3 separate regions of the Homo sapiens genome follow, and all the other regions are linked to region 3. The links are chromatin contacts, found by Hi-C in ENCODE. All regions are on one chromosome and are shown on one strand. The core of a region is the stretch at or near the end of the contact, and the rest is flanking DNA. Distances in the headings are between cores, read along the strand shown. Region 1 has its middle 36 kb from the start of LINC01913. Region 2 holds the start of EML4 (EMAP like 4). Region 3 holds the start of THADA (THADA armadillo repeat containing).

Region 1 (2,954 bases), core at 46-2,545, 1.8 Mb before region 3:
AACTGCGACAGGGAGGCTATGTAATCTCACCATGCTAGTGCTATGCAGGCTTGGGACTCAACAGGTATTCTTTCAAACGGCAAAATTCTCATTCTTTTTGTTTTTTTCTTTTTTTTTTTTTTTGAGACAAGGTCTCACTCTGTCACCCAGGCTATAGTGCTGTGGTGCAATCTCATCTCATTGCAGCCTCGACCTCCCAGGCTCAAGTGATCCTCCCACCTCAGCCACCCAAGTAGCTGGGACTACAGGCACACATCACACGTCTAGATAATTTTATTTTTTGTAGAGAGAGGGTCACACTATGTTTCCCAGGCTGCTCTCAAACTCTTGGACTCAAGCAATCCTCCTGCCTCAGCCTCACAAAATGCTGAGATTATAGGTGTGAGTCACGGCACTGACCCAGAATGCTCACTCTTAACCAGTGCACTGATCCCCACCAGTTATTGCTTATCGTGTACCTATTATGCGCATGGCACTGTGCGAACCTTAAACATATTAATTTCATTGAAACCTCATGGCAAGCCTTGGAGATAGGTATTATCATTATCCCCATCTGACAGATGAGGCTCAGGAAAGAAAGGAAACTGAGTTAATGTGGAGCTGGAACCGACGACACGCATTCTGACTAAGAGCTCTCTTATTCAGCACGACTGATTCCTATTCAAGTTTAGGTATTTCTCTTTCTACTTCATTTAGGTTAAAAGGCTTTCCTCTCCAGGAGCCTGGCAAGCCAAGCCCGCCCTCTGCGGGGCAACAGCACGAGGCATTACCCCTACAGACCACTTGGCGGCGCCGTCCGTCCTGAGTTGGAGAGAACGGTGGGCAAGTAGGGCTCCTTCCGCACGCTGCACGGTTCTTCTCCGGGCCCGCCCCCTTCCAGCAACAGCCAATCAGAAACTCGCTGACAGCGCTAGGCTCTCCACGGTAATGGCCGTGGATGATAATTGGCTAAGTCTCTTAAGGGACGTCTGGTTTCCGGGGACGCAGTGATAAGCGCAGAACGGGAGGTCTCTGAAGCAAGATGGGGCTCCAGACATAATCTTTACCTGAATAAGTCCCAACGCTGGGAGTGTCAGCCCGATCCTCCTACGGTGGAAAAGGCGGCAGCCAATTGCTACAGTCCCTTTAGGCTTTTCTCTCCCGCCAATCCTCACTCTGCCCTACGGGAGGGTTCTTGGCCGCTTCAGCTCGGTTTGCTGCTTACCAACCCCGCGGCCCAAGGGGAGCACGGCTCCCTGGCCCGATGCCCCCGGGGTATGCAGAAGGGCCCAGCCGGGACAGCAGCCACTGCATTTCTTTGGCTTGCGCTGCAGTCCGGATGGAGCTCGGTTCTGACCCAGAACATGAGATCGGGTTCTCATTAATTCAGCCCAGGGCCTTGCACACGCGCCCCGCCCCTGCTTGAAGTGGCTCACCCCGGACTTTCAGGATCTCACACGAAGTGCTTCGCTTTCCCCTGCAGGGATGGTACTCTCTGAGCGCCCTTGGAACTTTGTAAATAGCTGCATTGCAGCACTTCTCCATTGTTTTATTTCACGCATATTGGACTCAGGGTAGAGACCATATCTTAAACGTCTTTGCTTTGAGCAAGATATTTAAACTCTCTGTGCAGCATTTTTCTCAACTGTAAAGTGGGGATAGTAGTACCTCTTGCATAAAGTTGTGCGCACTAATACATGTAAAGCGCTTAGAAGACGGTCTTGCACACAGCAGATGATCAGAAAATGTTAGCCACTTGTTATTCCTACAATGCCTAGCACAAACACATCATAAATACTCTACAGTGCTTAGAATCAGTTTCATATATTTGTTCTTGGAGGTTTAAATCTCAGCTTTGTCAGAACTGCTCCAAGAAGGAAACGGTAAATATATATACACATGGCTGTAAATGTGTCCGAGTGCTTCAACATGCAGTGGCAGTTGAGAACAGCAGGGAGCCTGGGTTCAAGTTCTGACTGCAGCTGAACAGCCGAATGACCAATAGAAAATTAACTAAAACTTAACTCCTCAGCTGGGGAATGGAGATGATCATAATAATATCTACTTCATCGGGTTGTGGTGCTTGCATTCTTATCCCACTTTCACTTTGGGAGCTAGTACAAGAATGTAATGACACAGTATAGTATTTCTACCTTATATGTGTCTCCCACTTTAACTTTTGCAAAGCACATTCATATATTATCTCATTTAATACTCACAGCAACCCTGTGAAGCTCAGAGCACTTCCTGGTTGGAATCCTACAACATGTCCATGGTGAGCTGCAGCTCGGTTTCTTTGAGTGCAATTTCAATGTCAGTGCCATTGCTCTGCATCAGGACTGAACCAGTGACCACCTGGGTCTCAGATAAGCAGAAGGATTTGCATCCTAGATTTTCAAGCCAGTTGTTCTATTTTTTTTATTTCTGATTACAGCAGAAAGACGTAGTTACATTATCTTTTAAAATGTGAACAAAACAAAGTGCAAGGTCTGGTCGACCTTCACACACACTCCCCAGAGGCAGCCACTGTCATCCATTGAGTGTGGCATCTTCCTAACCTCCTGGGTATGGTTTCATGCATGTACCTGTGGCGGGGAGAAAGCTAGGTTTTTTTGTTGTTGTTCTTTTGCATAAACATGATTGTATTTTAAAATTTATTCTACAACTTGTTTTCTTCAATTAACAGTACATCTCAAAGATCTTTTTATGTCTGTATCCTTATTTCTTTTTAACTATTGCAGTCTTTTATACCTGAACTCATTTAACCATTCTCTTGTTGTTAATTCTAATTTTTAAAGCCAAGTTTTTCTTAATCCCCCTCAAGTCCCAATTTTGTTGTAGCTGGTTAGATTCTGAACAGCCTCTGGGCCTAAAGATTCAAGTCACCAGGAAATGAAATCCTTATGGTCAAGAGTTCCACCTAGCTCCATATTCTTCCCATACTACAAGCCCAAAGCCCTGGCAAGCTGTGAAAC
Region 2 (2,759 bases), core at 43-2,542, 1.4 Mb before region 3:
AAACAGGTCTTATATCCAAATAAGAAATGCAAAGTAATTTACATTTTTAGGGAAGATTTTTAAAGAGGCAACAAAGGGAGACGTATACCCCAAGAAGGTTTAACAATCCTTTCAATCATTTAATTCCTCTAAGTCTCTCTCATCATTACATATTTCTTGTCTCCCTTCTTGTTTGTCCCTCTCTCCTGCAACTCTGTGTAGTAGGACTCTGTTTTCCCCTAACTCAGCTTTTTATTATGTATTTATCAATTTATTATGTATAGATCAATTCAGTTCTTCAGTACCTTACAGCTCTTCTCTCTCTTACTCTAATCTGCACAACTGAGCCCCAGGAGGGACTTGACAAACCATGAGAAAGTCTTTAGAAGTATGGGAAATCGTGTTGGGGAAGGGAGGAAGAATATGAACGCTATGTATATTTACATGTTTTGGTTACATGTCCAGACAACCAATTTGCAAATGAATAAAGTGACGCCTAAATAAATTAGGTGATTTGACACTCTTGAGTCATACGGAGTTGGGCCTAGAACTCAGTGTTACTTCATTTGAAATAACCCTTATTATGGTTCCCTAGCAGGCCATCCTATAGCCTGCCATATATGGTCGTTTTGCACCCCTAGACGACAGAACGCTAGGGAGAGTAAGGAAGGCTGAGTTTTTGCTTCTACTAGGTTCGATGACCTTGGGCAGGTTGTCCTCTCTAAGGCTCTGTGTTTTTCTTCATAAGAAGGGTTAGACAAGATGAACTTTTGGGTCATGTCCAGCACTAAAATTCCTTGCTTCTGATCTGTCCCGGGCCCTGCGGCTGTGGCAGTGGTGGTATCGAGCTAGTCAAGAAGCTTCGCCCCTATTTGTCCCCCACCCTATTGGGGGAGAGGGAGAACCTCTCCCTCTTGGTTGCTTCTTTAGTGTCCTTGTAGGACCCACGTGGTGGTCATCTCCCGTCACGGGGGTCCAGTCTTGGCTCTGCGGGCTTCCCAGGGGCCACATAGGGAGAGGATCCTTCATGCATCAGAGTATCGCAGGCCAGAGTCTATGCCTTATCCCCACCTGTTTGGAACCAGCTTCCAAACCGTGGTCCCCAGCCTTCAGCAGGCCTACCGCGCAGGCGCAACCACCAGCCTGGCGCGAGGCGGACAAACGCCGAGGCCGAGGCAAGGTGAGAGGGCGGGGCTGGCAAGACCCCGCCTCCGTGGCGTCACGTGGGAGGCGGAGTCGGAAGTGTGACGGCGTGCGCGGGGCGGGGCTACTGCTGCGCGCGGGCGCGGGGGCGGGGCGGGGCGCGGCGCGGCGCGGCGCTCGCGGCTGCTGCCTGGGAGGGAGGCCGGGCAGGCGGCTGAGCGGCGCGGCTCTCAACGTGACGGGGAAGTGGTTCGGGCGGCCGCGGCTTACTACCCCAGGGCGAACGGACGGACGACGGAGGCGGGAGCCGGTAGCCGAGCCGGGCGACCTAGAGAACGAGCGGGTCAGGCTCAGCGTCGGCCACTCTGTCGGTCCGCTGAATGAAGTGCCCGCCCCTCTAAGCCCGGAGCCCGGCGCTTTCCCCGCAAGATGGACGGTTTCGCCGGCAGTCTCGGTGAGTACGGCTGGGGAGTCCTGCGTCTTCTGCGAAGGGTAGGAACTTTTTTCCTTCCGCACACAGCCCAGGCCCTGCCCTCCCGCCTGCCCCTCGGGGTGGCAGCGGCTCCACTGCACATGTTCCCTTCGAGGCTGCCGCCCCTCCGCGGACTCCGGTGGACTGAGGGCCCCTCCCCCATGTCCAACTCTCCTCTGTGTCAGACCCTCCTTTCCTCCCGGAGCCCCTTTCAGTGCGGGGCCCTCGTTCCCCCAAAGTGGGAACCCCTTCCTTCTCAGGCCCCCCGATAGCTGGCACACCCCTCCCCGTACACTCACGGCTCCCTCCACTTACCCCCCTTCAGAGTTGGGACATTTCTTCAAATCCAGGCTCCTCTTCAGGGTACAACCTTCCACCACCTTTCCACATACACGCCTCTCTTTCAGGGTGGGGATCGCCTTCACCCGAACAGAGGCTCCTTTTTAGGGGAGGGACCCTCATTCCCTCTTCAGGAAGGGGGCATCCCCCGCCCCCAAGTCTTCACTTTAGATTTGAAGGCGACTTTCCAGTATCCTTCAGAGTAGTAGGCAACTTCCTTTTCAATCCCTCCACTTCTCTGAGCATTTTGCAGTGGTGGAGAGACCTAGAAGCATCGGAGCATCATTTGCTTAATGCAGGAAAGGAAGAGGTGCATCTGTGTTGGGGGACCCTCTTTAAGAGTGAAAGCAGAAGTGTTTTCTGGTTCTGCATACATGCTGGGGAGAAGTGATTCTGCCCAATGAATCAATAGGAAAGGGGGCCTCTATCAGGGAAGGAAAGGATTCTCCATTTTTGGAAGATGTTGTCTTTGTGGAATGGAGAAAGGGAAGAGGTTATTAAATAGGCTGAAGTGCCTTTTCAGTGTTCCTTTCACCAGATGAAGGTAATCTTCTGGCTAGGAAAATCAAAACTCCAGGCTAGTATTCGCTGCCCTAGAAGCTGAATCTGGAATTACTATTCTTCGAGGCCATTGAAATCTAGTAAAAGATTAAGTTCAACTGTTAGAATGGTGAGAGAAACAGTTTCAGCTTTGGCTGATAACGCAGTTGTGTGATACCTACTGCTGGAACTGTATTTTGAGTTTTTTATGTGCAGGTAGCTTGTATTCAGACGCCTTTCTTTTACATTTCTTGATAATAAGTCTCTACTTGGTTAATGTTCACTG
Region 3 (3,089 bases), core at 409-2,908:
GACCAGCCTGGCCAACATGGTGAAACCCCGTCTGCACTAACTAAAAATACAAAAATTAGCCGGGTGTGGTGGCAGGCGCCTATAACCCCAGCTACTCCGGAGGCTGAGGCAGGAGAATGGCTTGAACCCAGGAGGCAGAGGTTGCAGTGAGCCGAGATCGTGCCACTGCACTCCAGCCTGGGAGACAAGAGCGAAACTCCATCTCAAATAAATAAATAAATAAATAAATAAATAAATACTTGAGATTTTGCCCTTCAAGGCCCTAAATAATCTGACCCTGCCTTCCTCCACTCTTCATCTCAAACCAATCTCCTCTTCACCATCTCAAGAGCTTTGTACTTCCTGATGCTCTTATTCCCACCTAAGAGGCTTTACACTTCTCAGTATCTCTGCCCCTTAATGTTCATTCCACATCTTTGCAAGACTGACTCCTTCTCACCATTCATGTTTCTGCTGCAACATTACCTTCTAAAAGCCTTCCATGACCACTCTATCTAAAATCTCACCAATACAACACACGTAGACACCATTTCCGTTAATTTTCTTCATAGCACTTACTAGTACCAGAAATTACCCTAACTTGTAAATTTGTATATTGTCTGTCTCACCTAGTAGCAAACTGAATGAAGGCAGCAACTTTAATCTATTTTGTTCATGTTTCAAGTCTCAATTTCCAAACCAGTGCCTGGCACATAGTAGGTGTTTAACAAACACTTCACGAATAAACAAATTAATTAACAAACATTTGTCAGAGATGTTCTAGAAGGGATATATGTCTTTAAGGGCAGGAAGGTGGACTATCTGGTACCTAAAATGCATTCTACATCTAAGTGACATTCTACATCTTAAGAACCTATGGTCTGTTTGGGAAGTAAGAAATCCATACAGTAATGGCAGGTGAGCAACCACTTAACCAAAAATGGACGCAGCTAGGAAAGTGTCGACAACAGAATAATTTGTAAAGGGATAGTCAGATCTAGAGGAATAGAGGCACGCTTCCTAAGAAAGTGACCATCGTACAAAGCCAGAAGAGACTGGGAAACCTAACTAGGGAGACTATTCTCTGGTGAAAGGTAAGCAAGTTTGCAGGAGGATTTGCTCTTGCAATTCTGAGGGCTACACAAAAGCAGACTCGGTAATTATGCCTGCTCAAATGATGCCTAAACGTGTGTCCTGAAGAACCAGGGTCCCCAAGGGGGTAAATCCCGTGTCTACCGCAAGGCCAGAAGGTGCCCAGTAAATTACACTCCTCCTAGGTCCCACTTACTGCTTCCCTTTAGAACGCTGCTTCACTCTACACCTTCCTGGCTGACTCCCACAAACATTCTCTGGGCGATTTCTGAACCACGTGGAGTCGAGGAATGACAGTGGGAGAAAGTGGTTAAAGTGCTGTCTCCATGGAGACCTTAGCGACCGGAAATCAGTTTCACAGCCGCCGAATCCTGGCGATACCAAAGGATGGGAATTGGTGTGGCTCGCCAGGCAGCCCTAGCAAAACTGGCCGAGCCGAGCTACCGCGGGTCTGGCAGGCAGGACACCTGGGAGCCAAACCTCGTGCACGTCGGCGTCTGAGAAGAGTCGCAGGCGCCTGGTCCAGTCCCGGAAGCAGGTCTCCTTCTACGGCGTCTCCGAGGCTCGCAGCGCGGTCCACGGTCGACTACCGGGTCAGGGCAAAGGGAGGGAGAGAGGGGTAACCTGGAGGAGTCATCGCGAGAATTGACCAAACGCAGCTCCTCCAATCAGGAGTTCGAGGAGGTCGTGACGTCACCGGGGTGGCCGGTAGCAATCCGGTTTAGTTAACCAGCCACTGTACCGTCAGCGCCGCGCGTTCCTCATGGCGTTAGGGCTGACGGGCCTTGTTGCTGAGGGGCCTTCATTCAACGGTCTCTTGTTGAATGAAAAGACCTCATTCTCTTCACATGCTTGGACGCCTGGGAAGCGCTTTTCTCCCAATCCAGACCTTCCACCTTTCTCCCACTCTGTTGGCCCAGTGCAGAGTCTAGGAGAAAACTACGTCTGGGACTCGGGAACGAGTCCAGGGAGTTTAGAGCCTGCGAGATGGGGCAGGGGTTTGGGCGGCGACTGAACGGAAGCCACGAGAAGGATTCGGACTAAAATGAGTAGTGCTGAACCAACGTGTGCCAAAGCGCATATATTCATTCAATAGATAATGAACTCTACTGTCAGAGCGTCGCCAAGCGCTAGCCTTGAAAGCTATCCCCTACTGAGGATACATGTATTACGCAGCACATACAAATTGTCAGATGGTTCAGTCCTTGAAAAATAAATACAATAACGGGGTGTCACTGGGAGCTGCGACAGTGGGCAAGATCAGGAAAGACCTGATGCTATTATCAGGAGTATTAATTTGGAAAATAGAGACATTTCAGTTCTCTAAACGTTAATGACTTAAGTTTTTAATAATTATTTTCTGAATTTTTTATATCAGCTTGCCTTGGTTTTCTTTATAGCTTTACCACATAATGTATGTATCACTATCTTGTTTCGTTCAATTTTGAAGCTTTTGGAATTGCGTATGTATTCTCCAGCAATTTGCTTCTTTCAGCATTGCTTTTCATATTCACCTACAGGTGGCTGTAGTGCTCTTCGCCCAGGCTGGAGTGCAGTGGCGCGATCTCGGCTCACTGCAAACTCTGCCTCCCGGGTTCAAGTGATTCTCCTGCCTCAGCCTCCTAAGTAACCGGGATTACAGGCGCGCGCCACCACGCTCAGCTAATTTTTGTATTTTTTAGTGGAGACGGGGTTTCACCATGTTGCTCATGCTGGTCTTGAACTCCTGACCTCGTGATTCGCCCGCCTCGGTCTCCAAAAGTGCTGGGATTACAGGCGTGAGCCATGGCGCCCGGACCGTAATTTTCCATTGTTTAATATACTTCATTATGTATCCATCCTGCTGCCTCTTAACATGTGCATTATTTCCAGTTTTTGTTCTAAACATTGCTGCTGTGAACTATGTTGTGCATGTCAGCTGGTGAGTGTGTGCAGACGGTTCTCCACCATAATTTTTTCTGGTATTTTTGACCCTGACATAGTAAGAAATACATTGCAGACTTTGAAACTGTGGACGT

Evidence for each region. Hi-C counts contacts between places; a loop is a spot of excess contacts on that map. Pooled maps may share reads with other maps.
Region 1: a loop to region 3 is called in a map of CD8-positive, alpha-beta T cell, with 11 times the contacts of the local background. The contact joins the enhancer-like site here to the promoter of THADA in region 3. A Hi-C loop is called at or near these places in 2 of 168 maps with a recorded cell type or tissue (CD4-positive, alpha-beta T cell and CD8-positive, alpha-beta T cell) and 6 of 50 pooled maps.
Region 2: a loop to region 3 is called in a pooled map, with 5 times the contacts of the local background. The contact joins the promoter of EML4 here to the promoter of THADA in region 3. A Hi-C loop is called at or near these places in 6 of 50 pooled maps.

What each region holds. Positions count from the first base shown.
Region 1 is chr2:41,840,061-41,843,014 of GRCh38, forward strand. No RefSeq gene overlaps it. Among named protein-coding and RNA genes, the nearest start is that of LINC01913, 36 kb to the right of the region's middle. Within about 2 kb of position 1,296, at least 19 of the 41 ENCODE cell types and tissues checked have a DNase peak (open chromatin) inside an H3K27ac peak, as active enhancers do.
Region 2 is chr2:42,168,061-42,170,819 of GRCh38, forward strand. It overlaps EML4 (EMAP like 4), which reads left to right and starts at 1,293. Exons shown (of 23, transcript NM_019063.5): 1 at 1,293-1,576. The coding sequence starts at 1,552. EML4-AS1 (EML4 antisense RNA 1) reads right to left here and starts at 2,171. Exons shown (of 4, transcript NR_110584.1): 1 at 1,910-2,171. RefSeq lists enhancers at 875-1,014, 1,027-1,679 and silencers at 1,095-1,144, 1,245-1,304.
Region 3 is chr2:43,594,380-43,597,468 of GRCh38, forward strand. THADA (THADA armadillo repeat containing) reads right to left here and starts at 1,659. Exons shown (of 38, transcript NM_022065.5): 1 at 1,552-1,659.